Linked DNA regions of Homo sapiens: region 2 is linked to region 1. Evidence: read pairs that join two places in POLR2A ChIA-PET (ENCODE). Cell type or tissue: GM12878. All regions are shown on one strand. Each heading gives the region's core, and the rest is flanking DNA. Links, peaks and the distances in the headings are about the cores only. Region 1 overlaps HIP1 (huntingtin interacting protein 1). Region 2 overlaps POM121C (POM121 transmembrane nucleoporin C).

Region 1 (5,356 bases), core at 1-5,000:
GCGACACCCTTTCTGTTTGGACCCATGGTCATCTCTGTTCTTTTCCCGCCTCCCTAGTTAGCATCCAGGCTGGCCAGTGCTGCCCATGAGCAAGCCTAGGTACGAAGAGGGGTGGTGGGGGGCAGGGCCACTCAACAGAGAGGACCAACATCCAGTCCTGCTGACTATTTGACCCCCACAACAATGGGTATCCTTAATAGAGGAGCTGCTTGTTGTTTGTTGACAGCTTGGAAAGGGAAGATCTTATGCCTTTTCTTTTCTGTTTTCTTCTCAGTCTTTTCAGTTTCATCATTTGCACAAACTTGTGAGCATCAGAGGGCTGATGGATTCCAAACCAGGACACTACCCTGAGATCTGCACAGTCAGAAGGACGGCAGGAGTGTCCTGGCTGTGAATGCCAAAGCCATTCTCCCCCTCTTTGGGCAGTGCCATGGATTTCCACTGCTTCTTATGGTGGTTGGTTGGGTTTTTTGGTTTTGTTTTTTTTTTTAAGTTTCACTCACATAGCCAACTCTCCCAAAGGGCACACCCCTGGGGCTGAGTCTCCAGGGCCCCCCAACTGTGGTAGCTCCAGCGATGGTGCTGCCCAGGCCTCTCGGTGCTCCATCTCCGCCTCCACACTGACCAAGTGCTGGCCCACCCAGTCCATGCTCCAGGGTCAGGCGGAGCTGCTGAGTGACAGCTTTCCTCAAAAAGCAGAAGGAGAGTGAGTGCCTTTCCCTCCTAAAGCTGAATCCCGGCGGAAAGCCTCTGTCCGCCTTTACAAGGGAGAAGACAACAGAAAGAGGGACAAGAGGGTTCACACAGCCCAGTTCCCGTGACGAGGCTCAAAAACTTGATCACATGCTTGAATGGAGCTGGTGAGATCAACAACACTACTTCCCTGCCGGAATGAACTGTCCGTGAATGGTCTCTGTCAAGCGGGCCGTCTCCCTTGGCCCAGAGACGGAGTGTGGGAGTGATTCCCAACTCCTTTCTGCAGACGTCTGCCTTGGCATCCTCTTGAATAGGAAGATCGTTCCACCTTCTACGCAATTGACAAACCCGGAAGATCAGATGCAATTGCTCCCATCAGGGAAGAACCCTATACTTGGTTTGCTACCCTTAGTATTTATTACTAACCTCCCTTAAGCAGCAACAGCCTACAAAGAGATGCTTGGAGCAATCAGAACTTCAGGTGTGACTCTAGCAAGGCTCATCTTTCTGCCCGGCTACATCAGCCTTCAAGAATCAGAAGAAAGGCCAAGGTGCTGGACTGTTACTGACTTGGATCCCAAAGCAAGGAGATCATTTGGAGCTCTTGGGTCAGAGAAAATGAGAAAGGACAGAGCCAGCGGCTCCAACTCCTTTCAGCCACATGCCCCAGGCTCTCGCTGCCCTGTGGACAGGATGAGGACAGAGGGCACATGAACAGCTTGCCAGGGATGGGCAGCCCAACAGCACTTTTCCTCTTCTAGATGGACCCCAGCATTTAAGTGACCTTCTGATCTTGGAAAAACAGCGTCTTCCTTCTTTATCTATAGCAACTCATTGGTGGTAGCCATCAAGCACTTCCCAGGATCTGCTCCAACAGAATATTGCTAGGTTTTGCTACATGACGGGTTGTGAGACTTCTGTTTGATCACTGTGAACCAACCCCCATCTCCCTAGCCCACCCCCCTCCCCAACTCCCTCTCTGTGCATTTTCTAAGTGGGACATTCAAAAAACTCTCTCCCAGGACCTCGGATGACCATACTCAGACGTGTGACCTCCATACTGGGCTAAGGAAGTATCAGCACTAGAAATTGGGCAGTCTTAATGTTGAATGCTGCTTTCTGCTTAGTATTTTTTTGATTCAAGGCTCAGAAGGAATGGTGCGTGGCTTCCCTGTCCCAGTTGTGGCAACTAAACCAATCGGTGTGTTCTTGATGCGGGTCAACATTTCCAAAAGTGGCTAGTCCTCACTTCTAGATCTCAGCCATTCTAACTCATATGTTCCCAATTACCAAGGGGTGGCCGGGCACAGTGGCTCACGCCTGTAATCCCAGCACTTTGAGAGGCTGAGGTGGTAGGATCACCTGAGGTCAGGAGTTCAAGACCAGCCTGTCCAACATGGTGAAACCCCCATCTCTACTAAAAATACCAAAAATTAGCCGAGCGTAGTGACGGGTGCCCGTAATCCCAGCTACTCAGGAGGCTGAGACAGGAGAATCACCTGAACCCCAGAGGCAGAGGTTGCAGTGAGCTGAGATCACGCCATTGTACTCCAGCCTGGGCAACAAGAGCAAAACTCCGTCTCAAAAAAAAAAAAAAATTACAAATGGGGCAAACAGTCTAGTGTAATGGATCAAATTAAGATTCTCTGCCCAGCCGGGCACAGTGGCGCATGCCTGTAATCCCAGAACTTTGGGAGGCCAAGACGGGATGATTGCTTGAGCTCAGGAGTTTGAGACCAGGCTGGGCATCATAGCAAGACCTCATCTCTACTAAAATTCAAAAACAAAATTAGCCGGGCATGATGGTGCATGCCTGTAGTCTCAGCTAGTTGGGGAGCTAAGGTGGGAGAATTGCTTGAGCTTGGGAAGTCGAGGCTGCAGTCAGCCCTGATTGTGCCAGTGCACTCCGGCCTGGGTGACAGAGTGAGACCCTGTCTCAAAAAAAAAAAGATTCTGTGTCAGAGCCCAGCCCAGGAGTTTGAGGCTGCAATGAGCCATGATTTCCCACTGCACTCCAGCCTGAGTGACAGAGCGAGACTCCATCTCTTTAAAAACAAACAAAAAATTATCTGAATGATCCTGTCTCTAAAAAGAAGCCACAGAAATGTTTAAAAACTTCATCGACTTAGCCTGAGTCATAACGGTTAAGAAAGCACTTAAACAGAAGCAGAGGCTAATTCAGTGTCACATGAGGAAGTAGCTGTCAGATGTCACATAATTACTTTCGTAATAGCTCAGATTAGAATGGCTACCCCATTCTCTAGACAAAATCAAATTGTCCTATTGTGACTCTTCTAAAAATGAAGATGAAGAGCTATTTAATGACACACCTTGGATTAAAACGGGAATCACATCTTAAAGCTAAAAATGAACCTGCAAGCCTTCTAAATGAGTCACTGAGCATCACTAGTGACAAGTCTCGGGTGAGCGTAAATGGGTCATGACAAGATGGGACAGCAACAAAATCATGGCTTAGGATCGACAAGAAGTTAAAAAACAGCTGCATCTGTTACTTAAGTTTGTAAGACAGTGCCCTGAGACCTCTAGAGAAAAGATGTTTGTTTACATAAGAGAAAGAGGCCAGACATGGTGTCTCACACGTTTAATCCCAGCACTTTGGGAGGCAGGGGCGGGTGGATCACCTGAGGTCAGGAGTTCAAGACTAGCCTGGCCAACATGGTGAAACCCCGTCTCTACTAAAAATACAAAAATTAGCCGGGCATGGTGGCAGGCGCCTATAATCCCAGCTACTGGGGAGGCTGAGGCAGGAGAATCACTTGAACCCGGGGGACAGAGGTTGTAGTGAGCCAAGATCGCACCACTGCACTCCAGCCTGGGTCACAGAGTGAGACTCCATCTCAAAAAAAAAAAAGAGAGAGAGAGAGAAAGAAATAGAAGAGAAGAGCCATCTTGGCAGGGTTATTTTATATCTGAGCAAGGAGTTTAAATGAGACTAGTTTAGATTGTCTGCTGATGCAGCCGTCCATAGCAGTACCCCTAAAATCCCACCAGAATACGGGTCCCTCTAACCCAGTGGCTGGAAGAACCACTGTCTAGAGCAACTTTTCTTGGAACTGTCCCAGCTACCAAGTCAGACACCAAGGTTTATGCCACCAGGTAACACGGGAATCACAGGTACATGTCGCTCCGGTCAGATTAGTTGGCTTTGGCCCCTCGACCCTGTGCAGGAGCTAGTTCTCAGCTTGCAGCTGGAAGTTCCCTCTTAGCTCCTTAGTCTAGAGGGGTCTCCTGGCTCCATTTGACCCTGGTCTTTAATAACCGGTCAGCATCTTGCTACCTTCTACCACCTTTCCAAATCTCTGGAAATCCTGCCAGGGAAAGCCTCCAGTTCCAACATTGGCTTTCCAAGCAAACTGGCTTTGCCCTCTCTCTGCCATCCTTGTCCTCCAGAGACTGCACCACCTGTAGCATAGAAAACCACCACCACGGACCTGCCAGCCATCGGCGCAGCAAACCAGCCAGCTGTTTGCTGCCAAATTCCTTCCTCTCCCAGGTCCAGACCAAATACAAGATCAGCACCACACCGTGGTGTTGTCAGGAGCCAAAGCAACAGGAAACAATTCAATGCTGTTGGGTTCGATTCTGAGAGTAGATTTTTCCAGACATGTCTTTCAGGTGACCCTCAACTACCTCAGGTTTGAAGGCCCTAAATGAAACTGATTACCACTCATAGGGACAAACCGAGGGGGTTCGGTTACATCTTGGTGATAATGCAGTTGTCTCAAACTTATAACAGACTCTTTCACATTTCAGTTTGCAGGGATAGGGTTGGGTTTGTTTTTCTTCTGTTTTTAACCTTTCCCCTGGGTTTCCATTAGGGTAGTTCCTTGAAATGAATTTCATTTTTCACTGAGTGCCTACCTTCCCAGGGCAGGTGGCCACTGGCTTCTGTTTCCCTCCAACAATACTTTTATTATGGTATTAAGACCTTTCTTTGTATAATACATTGCATCTGTGTTTTCAATTTTTCAAATAAATATTTCCGCCTGGCAATGGAGCGTGGTGGTGATTGACCAGCCAGCGTGGCTCTGAGGTATAGGCTCCAGTGAGAAGCCTGCATTTGTATCCTGGGGTTCATGGAATCCACTTAGCCCCACACCTCTGGGAATATATCTTAGAAATATTAGTTTTGAGCCGGGTGTGGTGGCTCACACCAGTAATCCCAGCTCTTAGGGAGGCAGAGGCAGGAGGATAGCTTGAGCCCAGGAGTTAAGAGACCTGCCTGGAAAATATAGTGAGAAGCTGTTCTCCACAAAAAGGAAAAAAAAAAAAGAAATATTAGTTTGATATTGGGCATGGTGGCTCATGCCTGTAATCCCAGCAATTTGGGAGGCTGCAGTGGGAGGATCACTTGAGTGCAGGAGTTTGAGAGCAACCTGGGCAACACAGCAAGACCCCGTCTACAACAAAATTAACTGGGAATGGTAGCATATGCCTGTAGTCCCAGCTACTTGGGAGGCTGAGTCAGGAGGCTCAGTTCAGCCCAGGAGGTTGAGGCTGCAGTGATCACGCCATTGCACTCCACCCTGGGCAACAGAGCAAGACCCTGTCTCTTGAAAAAAAAAAAAAGACATTTGTTTGCACTTCTTAAACATGTTCCATCCTCCCTGTACGCTCTCCTGTCCATGGGAATGATCAA
Region 2 (5,374 bases), core at 132-5,131, 69 kb after region 1:
CTTAGTGTTTTTAAAAAGATCTCTCTGGCCTCTCTGTTGAGAACAGTTCATAGGAGAACTCTGGTCAAAACAGGGGTCCTGGTTATAAGGCAGCACTCCAGGCAAAACAAGCCAGAGGTATGGATGAGAGAGGCAGCTGCAGATAGAAGTGGTCACATGCAGGATGTATTTTGAAAGTAGACCTGGCCAGGTGTGGTGGCTCAGGCCTGTAATCTGAGCACTTTGGGAGGCCAAGGCAGGAGGATCACTTGAGCCCAGGAGATCAAGGCTAGCCTGGGAAACATAGCAAGACCCTGTCTCTAAAAAAATAAAAAATTAGCTGGGTTTGGTAGTGCATGCCTGTAGTCCCAGGGACTTGGGAGGCTGAGGTGAGAGAATCGCTTTAGCCTGGGAAGTCATGGCTGCAGTGAGCTGTGATCACGCCACTGCACTCCAGCCTGGGCAACAGAGCAAGACCCTGTCTAGGAAAAAAAAAAAAAAGAAAGTAGACCCAAAAGATTTGCAGATGCTTTGCATGCAGTGTGTAAGAGAAAGAGAGGAGTCAAGGATGACTCCAGGATTTTTGTTACGTGAACTTTAAGAATGGAGTTGTTATTTATTGAGTTGGCAAAGACTGCGGGAGAAACCAGTTTGGTGGGAGAGTGCGAAATTGGGAATTTGGTCTTGCACGTGTTAGGTTTATTTTTTTCTTTGAAAACAATTTTTAATGTTTTAAAAATAAATAGACAGATGGGGTCTCACTAAGTTGCCCAGGCTGGTCTCAAACTCCTGGGCTCAAGCGATCCTCCCGTCTTGACCTCCCAAAGTGTTGGGATTATAGGCATGACCCACTGCACCTGGCTTTGCACATGTTAAGTTTGAGGTGTTAGTTAGATATCCAAATGGAAACATCAAGTAGGCAGTTGCATATGTTGGTTTTGAGTTTAGGGATGAGATTGAGATGAAGATAAAAATGCTGGAGTCAGTCAGGCGTGTTGGCTCACGCCTGTAATCCCAACACTTTGGGAGGCCAAGGTGGGTGGATCACCTGAGGTTGGGAGTGTGAGCCCAGCCTGGCCAACATGGCGAAATCCTGTCTCTACTAAAAATACAAAAAATTAGCCAGGTGTGGTGGTGGGCGCATGTAATCCCAGGTACTCAGGAGGCTGAGGCAGGAGAATCACTTGAACCTGGGAGGTAGAGGTTGCAGTGAGCCGAGATTGCACCACTGCACTCCAGCCTGGGCGACAGAGTGAGACTGTCTCAAAAAAAAAAAAAAAAAAAAAAAAGCTGGAGTCTTCAATGTGGAAACAGAATTTGGACTTAAGAAACGGGATGAGATACCTGGGAAGGCGTTGTATAGTTTGTCTCCGACTGGAGCGGGTGAGTTCTTTGAGAGGAGAGGCTCAGTTTTATTTTGTGTTTCTGCGTTTCTTTTTCTTTTCTTTTCTTTTTTTTTTTTTTTTTTTTTTTTTTAGACAGAGTCTCTGTTGCCCAGGTTGGGGTGCAGTTGTGCCATCTCAGCTCACTGCAACTTCTGCCTCCTCAGTTCAAGCAATTCTCCGGCCTCAGCCCCTGAGTAGCTGGGGATTATAGGCACCCACCACTACACCTGGCTAATTTTTTTGTATTTTTAGTAGTGATGGGGTTTCATCATGTTGGTCAGGCTGGTCTCAAACTCCTGACCCCAGGTGATCTGCCCACCTTGGCCTCCCAAAGTGCTGGGATTACAGGCATGAGCCACAGTGCCCGGCCTATTTTGTGTGTTTCTGATACCCCCTAGCACAGTTCCTCACACATAGGTAGGTGCTCAATGAGTGCTTATTACACTGAGCAGGGACTTTGTGATGCAAATGACTGTATCCCCAATACCTAGCACAGAGTGGTACCCAGCAAATATTTGACAAATAAATGTGTATTTGAATAAAGTGGAAAAATGTTAACTGCCATGGGAAATGTCAGAGACGGGTATTCCAGATTATGATTTCTCTCAAGAGCATTCACCCGGTCACCATCACAGGATTTATTCCGCCTGCTTTATATTACATTTTTTTTTTTTTTTTTTTTTTTTGAGACAGAATCTCGCTCTGTCGCCCAGGCTGGAGTGCAGTGGCGCATTCTCGGCTCACTGCAAGCTCCGCCTCCAGGGTTCACACCATTCTCCTGCCTCAGCCTCCCAAGTAGCTGGGACTACAGGCATGTGCCACCACACCCGGCTAATTTTTTTGTATTTTTAGTAGTGATGGGGTTTCACTGTGTTAGCCAGGATGGTCTCAATCTCCTGACCTCGTGATCCACCCACCTCAGCCTCCCAAAGTGCTGGGATTACAGGCGTGAGCCACCACGCCCGGTGCTTTACATTAAATTTAAACATACTTGAGCACCAGATTTTTTGATTTTCTCTACAGTCGTCATATGAGTGAAGGTGGTAATATGGGACACTGCATTTTCTAAAACTGGCCAAGCAAGAGAACCATCTGTTGAGCTTTTGGCATTTTCAGAATATTAGGCATCACTCCAAAACCTACTGAATCAGAATCTCAGGGGTTGTGCCCTGGAGAATTATTTTTTAAAAGCTCACTAGGTGCTTCTGATTTAGCTCGTTCTCTGATGGCATTTGGATAATCAGTCCTAAGGCCCCAGGCCCTGCTCTGTCATTGACTGTCATTTTGAGTGAGTCATTTGATCTCTGGGTCTTTTTCCCACTTATAAAAAATGAGGGTGAGAGCTGGGTGCCTAGATTTGTTTGTAATATTTAATCTCATTTTGATGCATGCAGGGTCTGTGCTAATAGCCTCCCTTTTATTCCTGATGCTGGTCATTTGCATCCTCTCTCTTTGCTTTTTTTTTTTCTTTGATTAGTCTGGCTAGGGATTTCTTATTTTTAATTGATCTTTTCGAAGAGCCAACATTTGGTTTAATTGATTTTTTAAATGTTTCTATTTTAACTTCACTGATTTCTACTCTTACATTTTTTTTTTTTTAATTTTTATTTTTTGAGATGGAGTCTTGCTCTGTCACCCAGGCTGGAGTGCAGTGGCACAATCTTGGCTCACTGCAACCTCCACCTCCTGGGTTCAAGCGATTCTCCTACCTCAGCTTGGGAGTAACTAGGATTATAGGCACATGCAATCACGCCTGGCTAATTTTTGTATTTTTAGTAGAGATGGAGGTTTACCATGTTGGCCAGGCTGGTGTTGAACTCCTGGCCTTAAGAGATCTGCCCACCTCAGCCTCCCAAAGTGTTGGGACTAGAGGTGTGAGCCACCCCTCCCAGCCTGCTCTTATATTAATTCTATTTCCTTCTTTCTGCTTGTTTTGTGGTTATTTTGCTCTTCTTTTTCTAGTTTCTTAAAATGGAAGCTCAGATTCTTAAGATTTTTTTTTTTTTATTGCTTCTTCTCTAAGCATTTAGGGCTATGAATTTACCTAAAGTTTACTTTGGCTGCATCTCACAGGATTTGACGTTTTTTTTTTAAGAGATGGCATCTCCCTTTGTTGCCCAGGTCAGACTGCAGTGGTGCAATCACAGCTCATTGAAGCCTCAAACTCCTGGGCTCCAGGAATCCTCCCACCACAGTCTCTCAAATACTTGGGACTACAGGTATGCACCACCATGCCCAGCTGACAGGTTTTTATATGTTTTATTTTTTTTAATTGAGGCGAAAGTCACACACCTTTTTTTTTTTTTTTTTTTTTTTTTTTTTGAGACAGGGTGTCACTCTGTTGCCTGTGCTGGAGTGCAGTGGTGTGAGTATAGCTCTCTGCAGCCTTGAATTCCTGGGCTCAAGCAATCCTCCCACCTCATCCTGAGTAGCTAGGACTCAGGCTAATTTTTTTTTTTTTTTTTGAGATGGAGTCTTGCTCTGTGGCCCAGGCTGGAGTGCAGTGGCACAATCTTGGCTCACTGCAACCTCCACCTCCCAGGTACAAGCGACTCTCCTGCCTCAGCCTCCAGAGTAGCTGGGATTACAAGTGCCTGCCACCATGCCCGGCTAATTTTTGTCTTTTCAGTAGAGACGGGGTTTCACCATCTTGGCCAGGCTGGTCTCGAACTCCTGACCGCATGATCCACCCGCCTCAGCCTCCCAAAGTGCTGGGATTACAGGTGTGAGCCACTGTGCCAGGCCGGACTCAGGCTACTTTTTTATTTTTTTTTTTGTAGAGATGGGATCTCACTGTGTTGCCAGACTGGTCTTGAACTCCAGGTCTCAAGCGATCCTCCTACCTCAGCCTCCCAAGGTGCTGGGATTATAGGCATGAGCCACCACACCCAGTCCACATACCATTTTAAAGTGTTACAATTCAGGCTGGGCACGGTGGCTCACGCTTATAATCCCAGCACTTTGGGAGGCCAAGGCGAGCAGATCACCTGAGGTCAGGAGTTCAAGACCAGTCTGGCCAACATGGTGAAACCCCAATCTCTACTAAAAATACAAAAATAGCCGGGCATGGTGGCGCATGCCTGTAATCCCAGCTACTTGGGAGGCTGAGGCAGGAGAATTGCTTGAACCCGGTAGGCAGAGGTTTCAATGAGCTGAGATCACGCCATTGCACCCCAGCTTAGACAACAAGAGTGAAACTCCATCCAAAAAAAAAAAAAAGAACTGTAGACAGGATAGTTTCATCTACCTGTCTTCATGTGTTCAATGACTCTCTCTTCCATCTGCTCTAATGAATTCGAAATAGTCTGGTGAATTTTTCATTTCCATTTCTATACTTTTTTTTTTTTTTTTTTTTTTTTTTGAGATGGAGTTTCGTTCTTGTCACCCAGACTGGAGTGCAATGGTGCGATCTTGGCTCACTGCAACCTCTGTCTCCTGGGTTCAAGCAATTCTCCTGTCTCAGCCTCTCGAGTAGCTGGGATTACAGGTGCCCGCCACCATGCCTGGCTAATTTTTGTATACTTTTCAGCTTCAGACTTTGATTCCTTTCAATAATTTCTATTTTTTTCCTTTCTTTTTTTCTCTAAGCTTTAGTTTGTCTATAATAAATTCTTTTATTGAGACAGGGTCTCACTCTGTCACCCAGGCTGGAGTGCAGTGGTGCAATCTTGGCTCACTGCAGCCTTGACTTCTCATGCTCAGGCAATTCTCCCACCTCAGCCTCCCAAGTGGCTGGGACTACAGGCGCATGCCACCACACTTGGCTGATTGTTTGCATTTTTTGTAGAGAGGGGGTTTCGCCATGTTGCTGAGGCTGGTCTTCAAATCCTGGCCCCAGGTGATCTGCCCGCCTCAGCCTCCCAAAGTGCTGGAATTACAGGCATGAGCCACTGCCCCTCACCTGTCTATAATATTTTCTATTTCTTTATTGATGTTCTGCATTTGTTGAGACATTGTTCTCCTTGTATCCTTTAACTCTTTATTCATCGTTTCTTTTAGCTTTTTGAGCA

What was found. ChIA-PET counts read pairs that join two places held together with the same protein. Peaks named below come from ENCODE experiments on the same cell type or tissue, not always from the same donor. Only the 100,000 strongest peaks of a DNase experiment are listed, where the experiment ranks them.
Region 2: POLR2A ChIA-PET joins it to region 1 with 7 read pairs; 3 of 35 experiments call an interaction of 5 or more read pairs at or near these places.

Annotation. Positions count from the first base shown.
Region 1 is chr7:75,532,652-75,538,007 of GRCh38, reverse strand. HIP1 (huntingtin interacting protein 1) reads left to right here. Exons shown (of 31, transcript NM_005338.7): 31 at 1-4,710. Among named protein-coding and RNA genes, the nearest start is that of SPDYE5, 43 kb to the right of the region's middle. RefSeq lists an enhancer at 2,548-2,797. In GM12878, for the core only: no CTCF peak of the experiment used is centred there; a DNase peak (open chromatin) is centred at 2,868; H3K27ac peaks cover 754 bases.
Region 2 is chr7:75,464,208-75,469,581 of GRCh38, reverse strand. All of the region lies in intron 3 of POM121C (POM121 transmembrane nucleoporin C), which reads left to right. Among named protein-coding and RNA genes, the nearest start is that of POM121C, 19 kb to the left of the region's middle. In GM12878, for the core only: no CTCF peak of the experiment used is centred there; no DNase peak of the experiment used is centred there.